Regions from separate parts of the Mus musculus genome. Here all the other regions are linked to region 1. A link is a contact called in ENCODE Hi-C or POLR2A ChIA-PET data. All regions are on one chromosome and are shown on one strand. Each heading gives the region's core, a stretch centred on a gene start or an enhancer-like site at or near the end of the contact. The rest is flanking DNA. Distances are from core to core; before and after follow the strand shown. Region 1 holds the start of Zfp687 (zinc finger protein 687). Region 2 holds the start of Pi4kb (phosphatidylinositol 4-kinase beta). Region 3 holds the start of Rfx5 (regulatory factor X, 5 (influences HLA class II expression)).

The links. A loop is a pair of places that touch in the nucleus more often than their neighbours do. ChIA-PET counts read pairs that join two places held with the same protein, here RNA polymerase II (POLR2A).
Region 2: a loop to region 1 is called in a map of heart, with 2.3 times the contacts of the local background. The contact joins the promoter of Pi4kb here to the promoter of Zfp687 in region 1. A Hi-C loop is called at or near these places in 1 of 37 maps with a recorded cell type or tissue (heart). POLR2A ChIA-PET finds 5 or more read pairs at or near these places in 4 of 5 experiments (Patski and embryonic stem cell).
Region 3: a map of CH12.LX shows a loop between it and region 1 (2.0-fold over the local background). The contact joins the promoter of Rfx5 here to the promoter of Zfp687 in region 1. A Hi-C loop is called at or near these places in 2 of 37 maps with a recorded cell type or tissue (CH12.LX and mature B cell). POLR2A ChIA-PET finds 5 or more read pairs at or near these places in 4 of 5 experiments (Patski and embryonic stem cell).

What each region holds. Positions count from the first base shown.
Region 1 is chr3:95,014,102-95,018,057 of GRCm38, forward strand. Zfp687 (zinc finger protein 687) reads right to left here and starts at 1,356. Exons shown (of 9, transcript NM_001357863.1): 1 at 1,219-1,356. 4930481B07Rik (a long non-coding RNA gene) reads left to right here and starts at 1,428. Exons shown (of 2, transcript XR_003954670.1): 1 at 1,428-2,176; 2 at 2,540-3,956.
Region 2 is chr3:94,972,338-94,976,180 of GRCm38, forward strand. Pi4kb (phosphatidylinositol 4-kinase beta) reads left to right here and starts at 2,394. Exons shown (of 11, transcript NM_175356.3): 1 at 2,394-2,748. It overlaps B230398E01Rik (a long non-coding RNA gene), which reads right to left. Exons shown (of 4, transcript XR_003954666.1): 2 at 3,012-3,843.
Region 3 is chr3:94,952,097-94,955,859 of GRCm38, forward strand. It overlaps Rfx5 (regulatory factor X, 5 (influences HLA class II expression)), which reads left to right and starts at 2,012. Exons shown (of 10, transcript NM_017395.3): 1 at 2,012-2,155; 2 at 2,919-3,050; 3 at 3,256-3,289; 4 at 3,650-3,732. The coding sequence starts at 2,938.

The DNA.
Region 1 (3,956 bases), core at 106-2,605:
GGTGGGTCGGTGGAGTACAAACCAATGGGGACTAAGAAAACACCTGCGAACCTACCTCTCCCAACCACCTCCCTCTGGCGTGCAAGTGACTTGGAGGTCATCCGATAGCCACCTGGAGCAGACAGTGGGCCAAACACAGAGGCTTAAGGCCAATGAAGATCCTCCACTCAGCCGCCAGGCCTGTGGAGCTGCCATCTCCCTACCTACTTTCCCCCTCTGTTCTTCAAAAGCAAAGGGGGCTTAACAAGAAAAGGGTGAACAGACACCGGTAGGGTGGGGGCTCCATTGCCCTTTGCCCAAGGCCTACAGCGCAGAGCAAAAGGAAGGGGCCAGAGCACGGCCAGGGGCGATTAGGTTGCGGCCAAGCTGGGCAGCGGGCGGCATTTAAGTCCCTGCCATCTGCCAGGGACTGGCGCGGAAAGTAAGTCCGGGGTTTCGGGTAGGGGACAAGAAGTACATTTAAAAACTAAAGGGTAAACTGAGGCGAGTGGTGCTTCTTTCACTTTCACCGGCTAAGAACTCAAGGGAGGGCCTCGGTGAGGCCAGGCCCTTAGGATCTGCGGCGCTGCACATTGGGGGCCAGGACTCCCCGGCAGTGGGGAGTGGCGCGAGGGGAGTGGAGACACAAGAGGGGGCGGTCCCTGCGTGATTCTAAGCTCTGCAGCCAGGTCAGTCCAGACTCGAACCTGGTCCCCTTCATCTCTGCGCGCCGGGCAGCTTGCCCTGTCTCTGACCCCCAGAGGCTCTCCCCAGACCCGAGTGACTGCAAGGAGCTCGCCAGGATCGAGGCGCTAGCCTGAGTCCTGCCTGGGTCCGGACGCTGACCAGCACCCGGTCGGGATGCAGGCTCCTCTCCTGCTGGGCCCAATTCCCCCGCCCCCACCGCCCGGCACGGACACCATTTTAGGTCGCGACATCCCGCAGCCTCGAGTCCCCCGGCCGCACTCTGACTGCCTCTCAGTCTAAGAGCGCCAGGACTTAGGGGTCCAGGAACCCCCTCCCACGTTACCAGGCTAGGGGGCCGTGCTTCCAGCAAACTGGAGTTCCCACCGGTGGTCCTCGAAGAAGAAGGCGGCGACCCGGCCAGGCCAGCAGCCGCCCCAGGGGGCGGCGGCACGGAGAAGGGGGTAGTTGACCAAGTGGGGGAGGGGCAGGGGTATTTACCCGCCCCCCCGGGGGGCGGAGCCAGGGGCGGGTATTTGCCGCGAGCGTGCTTACTTGTTCCGATCCTGGTGCGGGCTGAGACCCTACGGCCTCCTCCCGGTTCCAGCCGCCACCGCCGCTACCGCCGCCGCCGCCCTCCCCGCGGCCGCCGCTACTTCCTGCTTCTCTCCGCTTCGGCCTCCCCTCTCCCTCAGCTCCCTCCGTGCTCCTAGTCCGGGCTGCCCGCTTTCATACTCGCCATTGGCTAATGGACCTGTCATTCAACTGTGAGCCCCACCCAGTCCCGTATGGGATTGGCCCTCCATACCCCGCTCGGAACTGGCCCCTCATAGTCTTCTCATCACTATTGGACAAAGGGCCTGGGCCCTGTGGAGAAGGTTCTCCCCATTGGCTGCTCCGGAGTCCACCTGCCCTGTCTGAGCAGCCCGAAAGCCATTGGCCGCCGCCGCTGTCGCTTAGCAAGAAGCCAGCCTTAGTCTTCGCTTTGGGTTGCGAGGGGTGACTAGCTAGCTCAGAAGCGTAGCCATCCTCTCTCCATTGGTCGCTCGAAGCTGGACACTGTGCCTCACATCTACAAACTTAGGAACTCTAGCTGTATGGCGGCGCGTCTAGGGGAACCTCGTCGGCTCCGTGTGGAACCTGGGTGTTTTAAGTGTTCGTGCCGTTTCCTCAGGCTAAGCCGCGCTCGAACGGATGCGGTGCTGGGGGTCACAAAATGAGGTGCCACCCCCAAACATTACGTCATCGGGGTGACCATTGCCTGGGGTTCCTCGCAGTCTAAACTGCTTTATAATCCGGATGGATGCGGTTCTGGCGTCCGCCTGCCTCTGGGCGTACGCACCACGCACGGCCCCTCCCTCTGCGGGAGAGCTGGACAGACTTTGGGATTCCGAGTGTAAAAGAAACCGGAACCACCGAGACCTGAGACCTGGGACACGCTGCGACCGGAAGTGGGGGAGGTGACGTTGGGAAGTGCTGGCGTGGCCTGGGCCACAACCAAGGAGAGCTTAAGGTAGTATGCTGATAGGCTTCTTACGCGAGAGAAGGAGGGAGCCCAGATCTATTTCCCATTTAAGAGAGCTCCCTTTTCTCCGCCCCTGACGGGAGCTGGCATTACTGTTCCCGTTGAGCTTTCCCGCGCTTTGCTGCCCCGCCCCTTGGAGGTGGGAAAAGGGGCGGAGTCGCCAGGGAGACGAATTGCCTTGACACTCACCCACCTGCGCTGGCTCAGGTTTTTGCTGGATCCATCTGCAGGCCCAGTGTGCCACCTGGCGCGCTCTCTACCCTGGCCCCGCGCCGCCGCCGCCCACCGCGACCGCAGCCGTTTCAAATGACAAGGGTTTTTAAATTTCTGTTTTATTTTCACTTTTTGCAGTGTTCGGAGTGGAACCTAGTGCTTCACCCAGTCCAAGCAAGCAGCCCACCGACATAGCAGCTTGGCGAGTGTTTTTGTTTTGTTTTGGCGATACTGATTATTGGACGTTGGGAGTCGCACACGCTTGGCAGGTGCACTCGTAACACTGAAGCTACTCTATACCCTATCACTTTTTGGGACAGGGTTTCCACTAAGTTGTCCTGCCTGCCTAGTAACTAGGGCTACACTGTTGCGCCATCAGGCCCAGGTTTGGGTAAAGCTTTTAAAAGAAGGCTCTGTTACCTCCCCTTGGACTCCCATAGCAGTGGATCCAAAAAATTCAGGCTTATGTATGGGAGGAATCTTGGAACCACTACATTCCACATGATGACATCAGACAAATCGTTCTACCTCCCTAAACCTATTGTCTCATGAATAAAATGGTAACTATAATATCCACCTGCCAAGATTATTTTTGTGAGCATGAAAAGCTTAGAAGGCAGAGTGCTATTTATATAGCGATAGCAAACAACGGGATAAATGCAGCCCCTACCTTTGCCTCATCTGCCATATTTCTCAGAGGTGCTGCAGCTCACAGAACTCTTTCTGAATAACGAGAGTTCTTTACTGGAGAGCTGAGGCTGTGGCTCCGTTGGTAGATTATATTTTACAAACTTGGGTTCGGGTTTTATGCTCATAATCCCAGCACTTGGAAGGTGGCGGCAGGAGTACCAAGTTCAAAGCTACTTTTGGCTCCATAGGGAGTCTGATTTCCACCCGGAATACATGAAACTCTTGAGTCCAACAAGGGAGAAAAAACCCTACTGAATATATTCCATTCCCATATTTTCCTCTGGGTCTTTCTATAGGTTTAATAATTACTATTCATATACATGTATTGTGATTAGAGCTTTATGTTCTCATTAATCCTTACAACTCTAGAGGAAAGTATTAGTATGGTCATTTTATAGAGAAGGAAACAAGCACAGGCAGGCTAGATTAACTGATTTACACAAAGTCAGAAGCAATGAAGTTAAAATTTTGAGAATTCAAAAGAGTAAGTGGTGAATTACAGATTCCCTTGCCAAGAGAATTCTGTATAGAAATTTGTTCTTCAATTAGATGTACTAGTCATTTGTTTAAGAAATATTTTTCAAACTAGATGTAGTGGAAGAAATCTTGTAATCCTAACACCTGGGAGGTGGAGGCAGAAGGAGCAAGAGTTCAAGGCCAGTCTCAGGTACATAGCAAGTTCCAAACTGTACTAGTTACTTTTCTATTGCTGTGGTAAAAACACCATGACTGTGGCAACTTAGAGAGGGTTTACTTGGGCTTACAGTTCCAGTGGGTGGCAGGCTTCTACATTTTTTTTAAGATTGATTTATTTATTTTATGTATATGGGTACACTATAGCTGTACAAATGGTTGTGAGCCTTCA
Region 2 (3,843 bases), core at 1,144-3,643, 41 kb before region 1:
AGGTCCGAAGTTCAAATCCCAGCAACCACATGGTGGCTCACAACCACCCGTAATGAGACCTGATGCCCTCTTCTGGAGTGTCTGAAGACAGCTACAGTGTACTTAGATATAATAAATAAATAAATCTTAAAAAAAAAGAAAAAAAGAAAAAAAGAATTACCATTGGCTGGGCTTTGGTGGCGCATGCCTTTAATCCCAACACTTGGGAGGCAGAGACAGTAGAATCTCTTGAGTTTGAGGCCAGCCTGGTCTACATAGTGGGTTCCAGGACAGCCAGGGCAATGTAGAGAGATATCTTGTCTCCAAATAAACAAAGCCTACTTTTGCAGCACCATGGAATCCCAGGTCTTGGAGGAACCTGTAACATTTTAAACTCTAGGCTACCACAAGGTCACCACCTCTTGATACAGCTGGTTGGAAGCTAGCCAAGAACTGTGGGTCCTATCAAGTGGAATGGGGATCACCTAGCCGAGACCCACAGGGACAGAGTGAAACTCTCTTTGGCACCCTGTCGCTCTTCTTTGCTTATCTTCCATCACTGCCCCTCACCCCCAGCCTAGTTTATCTGTTTGCCCTGTCCTGATGATCGGAAAAGATTCCCATTTCTATTATTCAGCACACATTGTCTTCTTCCCTCTCAGAATGTTCTTTCCCTTTTATCCCACTGTATACTAGGTTCTGCCTTGCAATATTCACAAAAAGTCTTCCACTGTCCACCATATACTATGCAGCCAGGCCTTCTGTGCAGATTTAACAAGGGTCTGCCCCTTGCCTCCAGCAAACAAGAACTCCATTTGTTCTACTTCTGTGCCTGCTGCAGATTTTATGCAGGCATTTCAAGCTGTAGCTTCAAAATAAATTTAAAAAGTAAAATCTCAATCTTACCTCTATGAATGTTTTTCTGTCGTGTATGTATGTATCCAGTACCCACAGAGGTCAGAAGATGGCATTGGACCCCCTGGGAGTGAACCGGGGTCCTCTGCAAGAGCAACAGTACTAAACCACTGAGCCAAATTCTCAGCCCTTTGTCTTCAGCTTTAGCTTTTTATCTGCCTCCCAGTTAAATACGGAAGCAGGGGCATGGTTCACTCACCATTTGTCTGTTTCAATAACAGACATGTAGTACTATAACCCATACTTTCTTGATCCCCTCCCCCAAACCTTAGAAAATGTTATTACATCAGATACTACTGTTGTTAATGTAGTGCTATAATAATATTGTCAATATTATTATACAGAAGTTGAGGGTTAGTCCAGCTTGGGGGCATGTGGATATATTCCCACATGTTCCACAGGCCAGTGGCTTGAGCCAAGGAATATCACAAGCAGCCTGGGAAAAATAGACTGTCTCTAAAAAGGGAAAGAGGATAGGAAGGAAGCTAGAGAAGAAAGGGAAAGAAAAAAAAAGGAAACAAAGATCTCAAATCAGCTTATAAGTGCAATGAAGATGTCACCCAAGAGCTAGGCTCAACCCGTAGAATATTAAGAACCTACCCGCCTGCAGTGGTGGCACACGTCTTTAGGCGTAGCACTTGGGAAGCAGAGGTCGACAGATTTCTAAGTTCAAGGCCAGCCTGGTCTACACAGTGAGTTCCAGGACAGCCAGGGCTACACAGAGAAACCCTGTCAAACAAACCTACCCTTACAAGGGGCCTAAGATACTAAGAAAAGTCCCAGGAAAAGCGTTGGGACAGTGATTGTGGGGGGGGGGGGAGGGGTCTATGAGGCCTGTCTCACATGATTTTGTAGCCTTCGGAAAAGGAATAAGCCAAACTTTTGTCATTTCACTCACTTTTCCTAAGCTGGCTTGTCCAGCCTCTGTTAAGGCTTTGGCAGCTGGGGTGACCTTGGAAGCAGCACCTTGTCCCAGAGTGATGGTGCGAAACAGTGAAAGATTGAGGCGGTTGGACTGGGCCATTCCTGAAGCTATAGGGGCAAACTCATGGCATCATCCTTAAAGATGAGTAGGAAGAGGGAAATGAAGGTGATTGTACTCCTTTTTTCGTCCCTTCTCTTTCTTGTCTGTTTTCTGGCCCTCCTGCATGGGTCCTACCGGCTGACTTACGAAAGAAATCCCGTAGGATAGGAGAGGGAGAAAAAAGCCACTGGTGGCAGTTACGGTAACTCAGTGGTTTACGCAAATGAATAGTTTATATATAATTTGCATGTTCATACACTTTTGGAAGTACATAAAATATCGGTACCTCCACGTCCCTCCACTGATCTTACCCACGCTACTTCCCTCTCGGCTTCCTTAGTAAAGCCTGTCTCTTAGGCCCGCCCTCAAACACAGGGCCCGCCTTCCCCCGTAAGCCCCTCCTCCCTGCCCCCCCTCCCTAGCTTCCAAAAGCTCTTCCCCGCCCCCTTTTCCTTTCTGAACAGGCGTGAGTCGGGCAGCTCACTCGACTCAGATTACGATGGCATCAGTAGTGTCCTGACACCGGGAAGCAGGAAAGCAATCTCCCGGAAGAAAGGCTCGGGCCCAGGGGACTCTTACATCGGAACCCGCCAAGGAATTGTTATTTTGTGTCCTGCTAGTGGGGTCCGGTCCAACTTGAAGTTGCGTGAAGGCCCCTTCAGGCGGCGCCGCGGGCAGCCCCGCAGCCGGGGCCTGGAGCAGCCGCCGCGGCCGCTGTCAGGGAAGCGCAGGCGGCCAATGGAACCCGGGAGCGGCCGCTGCTGCTGAGGCGGCGGTGTCGGCAGTCCGACCCCGACCGCCTGCACCCCCTCCGCGAGGGTTCCCCGGAGGTAAGCGGCTCCTCCCCCGTGAGTCGCCTTTGCCTGTGTGTGTGTGTGGGGGGGTCCTTCTGCCACCCTGTCCCGCCCAGCCTACCGCGACCTGGGTTCGACTACAAAACTGCCCCCCTGGTGGCAGCTGCACCCCGAGGTCCTTCACCCTTTCCTCTCGGGCCCGGGGTAGTCTTCTCTGCTTTCTGGCTTCCTCTTCAGTTTAGCCCCTCCCTCTGCCCCGTGGATTCCACCTCCCCACCAGCAGGACACACACTTCGTACCTCTGTTGCCTCTGTTCCGTAACTATCTTCCTAAGTCGTGAACCTTTTCCACATTTGACCCCTTCTACAATATCATCCATGTTTGCCTTCCTCGCCGTTTGTGTTTCTGCTCACAAGCCTCTTCCATGGACTCCGCCTTTATCCCTTTTCCTATTTTGCCCCACTCTTCCGAGTCTGTGCAATCTCAGCACAGAGTTCTCATTTCCCTCAGCTACAGATTGTATCCCTCTCTTCTGCTTCCAATTCCATGACCTCACCATGACCCACTCCCCCAGCTCCTGACTTCCAAGAATTGCCTATTCCCTTCTCCTTAAAGGATCTCAGACTACTGTCATCATACCCAGATACCATCCACTTTGACCTTAGTCCTCAACCCCTCTCTAGGGTGCCTGATGATACCTGAAGCTGTCTTTGGCTTCTCTTTCCCCTTTCTCAATCTCCAGCCCTCTGGAGGGCTTCCCGTAGGAGAAAGCTCTGCCGTGAACACCCCTACAGATAGTGATTTCCAACTTTTGACATTCTCTCCAGGGATTTCCAACTTTTGACATTCTCTCCAGGATTCGGCTGATGTTTGTCTCCCTCGGCTCTGTTTTCCCTGTGGTCTTTAAGTGTTCTCTATCATGCCTTTTATCTCCACATATGATTTCAGATCAGCTAAAGCTTGAACTAAGAAGATGTGAGAGGATGGGGAGCCACAGTTGTCTCAAGCTTTTCTGGACAGATGTGTGTTTCTGAAGGATGAAGCAACTTTTAAAGAAGTCTATCAATCAGATTACATTTTGTTGAGTGTTTAAGAGCAACCACTAGGAAAGATGCTCAGAAACTGAGCATG
Region 3 (3,763 bases), core at 762-3,261, 61 kb before region 1:
CTTACGTTTCCACTTCAAGCTCCAGCAGGAGCAGAGGCAGGAACCACAGAGGAGAGGTGCTTCCTGGCTTACTCCCCTACCCAACTTTGGGTCCCTTCCTTATACAGCCCAGGCCTGCCAACCTAGAGGTCCTGTGCCTCGTTCTGCGTGGTCAGGAGGCTGCCTCAGGTCTTGGTTGGGTACCCTCAAGCAGCACAGTATTAGCAAAGTGTGACTTTTAGCACAGGAAATGACTTCAACTCAGAGAGCAACCTTGAGCAGATTATCTCTAGGAAAAGACTGACTGGAGGGGGTCTGTCCAATGGCATCTTTCTTTACAGATTCCTTTAAAGAGAACTTGTTTGAACTCATTACCTCTTCCAAAGGAAAGATTCATGTCCACTTCTCACGGTAGGGGAAATGGGGGTCTCAGTCCGGGTGTGGGGACAGACCACGAGCACCTCCATCTTCCCCCCTCCTTTACAGAAGCACACCAGTCAGAACTGGAAATATGACTTGGGTGTCACATCTCTGCTGTGACAAGACTGTTGACCCGGGGACCACGAACACTTGAGAGAGGTACAAAAGCTTGCCCGTGCATTTTTCATCACGATTTCAACAAATCTTAACAAAGAGGGTTAAGCACCTGAAGGGAAAAGTTATCACAGTACTAAATTCTTTTTTCCTCTACTTGACCAAAATTCCAGTGTTCACCACCAAGCAGGGAACTCCAGGAGTGTGCCCCCTAGGAAGGAGATGAAGTACACCCAGGAAACGGAAACATGAATAGGCAAAGGTGGGCAAGGAGAAAATACAGAGGAGGACTAGAGGCTCAACAGACAGGCTTTATTCTAGAGCATACCTGCAGAGGGGGTGGGGCCAAGTGTCTAAAGTGGAAGGACCATACCATTTCCTTTTGTGTCAGCAGTTGCTATGGGTAGCGAGACAGACAGGGTCAGGCAACCAATAAACATCTCCTGTGGTTTACCCAGGTAGGAGGGGTAGGGTGAGGAGAAATCTGGAAAATGAGTTGGCATTAGCTTTGGCTTAACTAGAACGGAGGCACTTTATAAAATGGCGATACCACGGCTAACAACAGAGAAAAAAACATTTTCTCTTAATGTGGTACAGCTGCTAAGGATTTGCAGATTCTTTGTGGAATGAGGGGAAGCCTGCAATCCTAGAGGCTGTTGGCCACAGGGATGGGTAAGCAAAGAGGGAAGGACGAATGGTTCAACTTGTGTTATTTTATTTTATTAAAGTTACAGGACTTTATAACGAATTTCCATCAGTAGACATCATTTTCTAGCAAAAATTTAAAAATATCACCTACTGATTATTTCGGACAGCTCTGACAACCAAAGGCAACAATCAAACATGGTAGCTATCTGTGGCCATTCCATTTTGTAAAGCTCCCCAATTTTGTTTAAACAGAGTTCCTGAAACCTAAGAAATTTGGTTCTCACAACCAAAGTAACTTGCTTTTATAGATTCGTGCTTTCCACGTCCTTATCGACGCCCCAGTAATAGAGTTGTTTGGCTTTTTTTTAATCAAACCTTCTTACATTTTTAACTCATCTTATTCCCCAGCTACAACTAGCCAATCACTTTCCTACCCTGTAACTCCTGTCTGTGGTTCTTGGATCCTAGACGGCATCTACGTAAATCTTCCCAAGTAAAGCCCGCGGTCGATCCCTTATCCTCTTCTCGCTGATTTTACAACGCACAGGATCAGAAAGCAAAAGACCAGATGCTCCAGAAGCAGCCAAGCGCCCGGGCTTTCATCCTGCGGTCCCTTTAAGAACAGAACCCTTTCCGGGCCCGCAGACCTAACCGACCCCAGTTTTAACCGAAACCAACCTGGACTTCCCCCTCTTGACTCAAATAAGACTAACTTTGGATTTTCCCTCCCCTCTCGACCAATCATATTCTGTTACCAGGCAGACTTTCACTGCCTTCGTCTTGGAGGCAGCAACGGCCAATCACAGAGCAGGCCGTGCGTGTATCCAGGCAGATCGCGGCTGGCATAACCATTCAGAAAAAGGAAAAATAAAAGCAACGCACGAGCCCGCCGGCTGGGCACCGTGGGGCTGGGCAGGAGCTGAGGTAGCCACAGGGTAGTTTCTCTTTCTCTCTCACCTATCTAATGTCCGTGCTGGAAGGCGACGGTTCCGAGGTAGGAGGGGCAACAGCACTCCGGAGCTAGCAGGACCAGCTCCTTGCCCCTGCGCACGTGCCCGAATCTGGGACCCTGTTCCCCGCAGGGTTTCCTGCGCCCAGCCCCCTGAGTTCGGAGACCTAGCCCAGCACCTGGGGTTGGGGTGGAGGGGCCCGAGGGGAGTGGGGACGCTTCGGAGTGGGATGTCGTGGGATGACGTAGGGTCCGCGCCGCGGCGAGGGGGGCAGCGGGGGAAGCCGTGGCGAGACTCAGTAATGAGAACTTGGGCCCAGTTTTTTTCAAACCTGGAAAGGCCGAGTATGTTTGTATCCCTTCCGACCTTCCAGGCAAAATCAATGGCGAGGAGTCTATTAGAGGATCGGAGAACTTTGACTTGTCGTTATAGGTGTTGAGGGGGGGCGGCTGGAGGGGCTTGGGGGGGGGGGGGCTGGAGGTGTTGCAGCACTGGGAGAAATTGTAAGATTTCTTTTAACGTGGACTTCTCCACCCCTATCCCTTCCCATAACAGTTTTCCAGATTTGGGAGACTTCAAAAGGTGGGACATATAGAATGGAGATGTCAGAGATCTCTTTGGGTATACAAGGGCCTGATAAAGTAACAGAATAATTCTAATTTTAGAGAAGGCAAGTGGTGTGGAAAACCACTGGAGGAAGCTTTGCTTCTGTTTGTATTTCTGGGTAGAGACAGGAGGACTGCCTTGGGGTCTCTAGGAGAAAGGAAGCTTGGTAGTAGTTAAATCCTCAGCGATCTCCTCTCTCAGCTGTAGCCCTCATGCTGGGATGGCAGAAGATAAACCTGATGCTAAGAGCCCCAAGACTGGGGCAAGGCCCCAAGGTGGTGCTGACGCTGGAGAACCTACCACCCTCCTCCAAAGGCTCCGAGGTACCATTTCGTAAGTAATTGTCTCTGTCTCCAAACCCTGTTCCAGACCCAGCTGTAGATCCTTGTTGCCCTGCACTCCTTCCTCAGGCAAGTGTTTCAGAGCAGGCAGGCTGAGGTCTGTGGTCCGTAGCTGTTTGGTCCTTTTTCTGTCTCTAGCAGTCAGACAAAGGGATGGGGAAACCTTGTGACCTCCAGCTTTCTCTTCTTCTCCACAGCAAGGCCGTGCAGAACAAAGTAGAGGGAATTCTGGTAAGCATGCTGGGAAGGGACAATACAGGTGCCATCGCTGAAGGGTAAGGGTGATGTTGATGTGAGAGAATAAAGGTTCATGGGGGAGAGGCGGTGCTGTCCACGTGTGAGGATCATACTTTATCCTTCTGTGACCTATGTAGGAGATGAAATCAGACCCAGCCCCTTGCCCTTTCTCCCGTTCTCTCCATGACAAGCCCATAAGGTTGCCAGCACAGTGAGCACCCAACCTCAAGTCATTTCTTAGGTCCCCTTTCATTCTGACAACCTGACATCGAGTCAGCTGGTATGGTCGAGCTCAGAAGATCATTCACTGGACCCGTGGCTTCATTTCTCCACCTCTGTTCCCTTCTGCCTCAGCAAGAAGTACAGAAATTCTCGGACAACGACAAGCTGTACCTCTACCTTCAGCTCCCATCGGGGCCCAGCGTTGGCGAGAAGAGGTACTTTGGTGGTAGTGTTTATATGTCACAG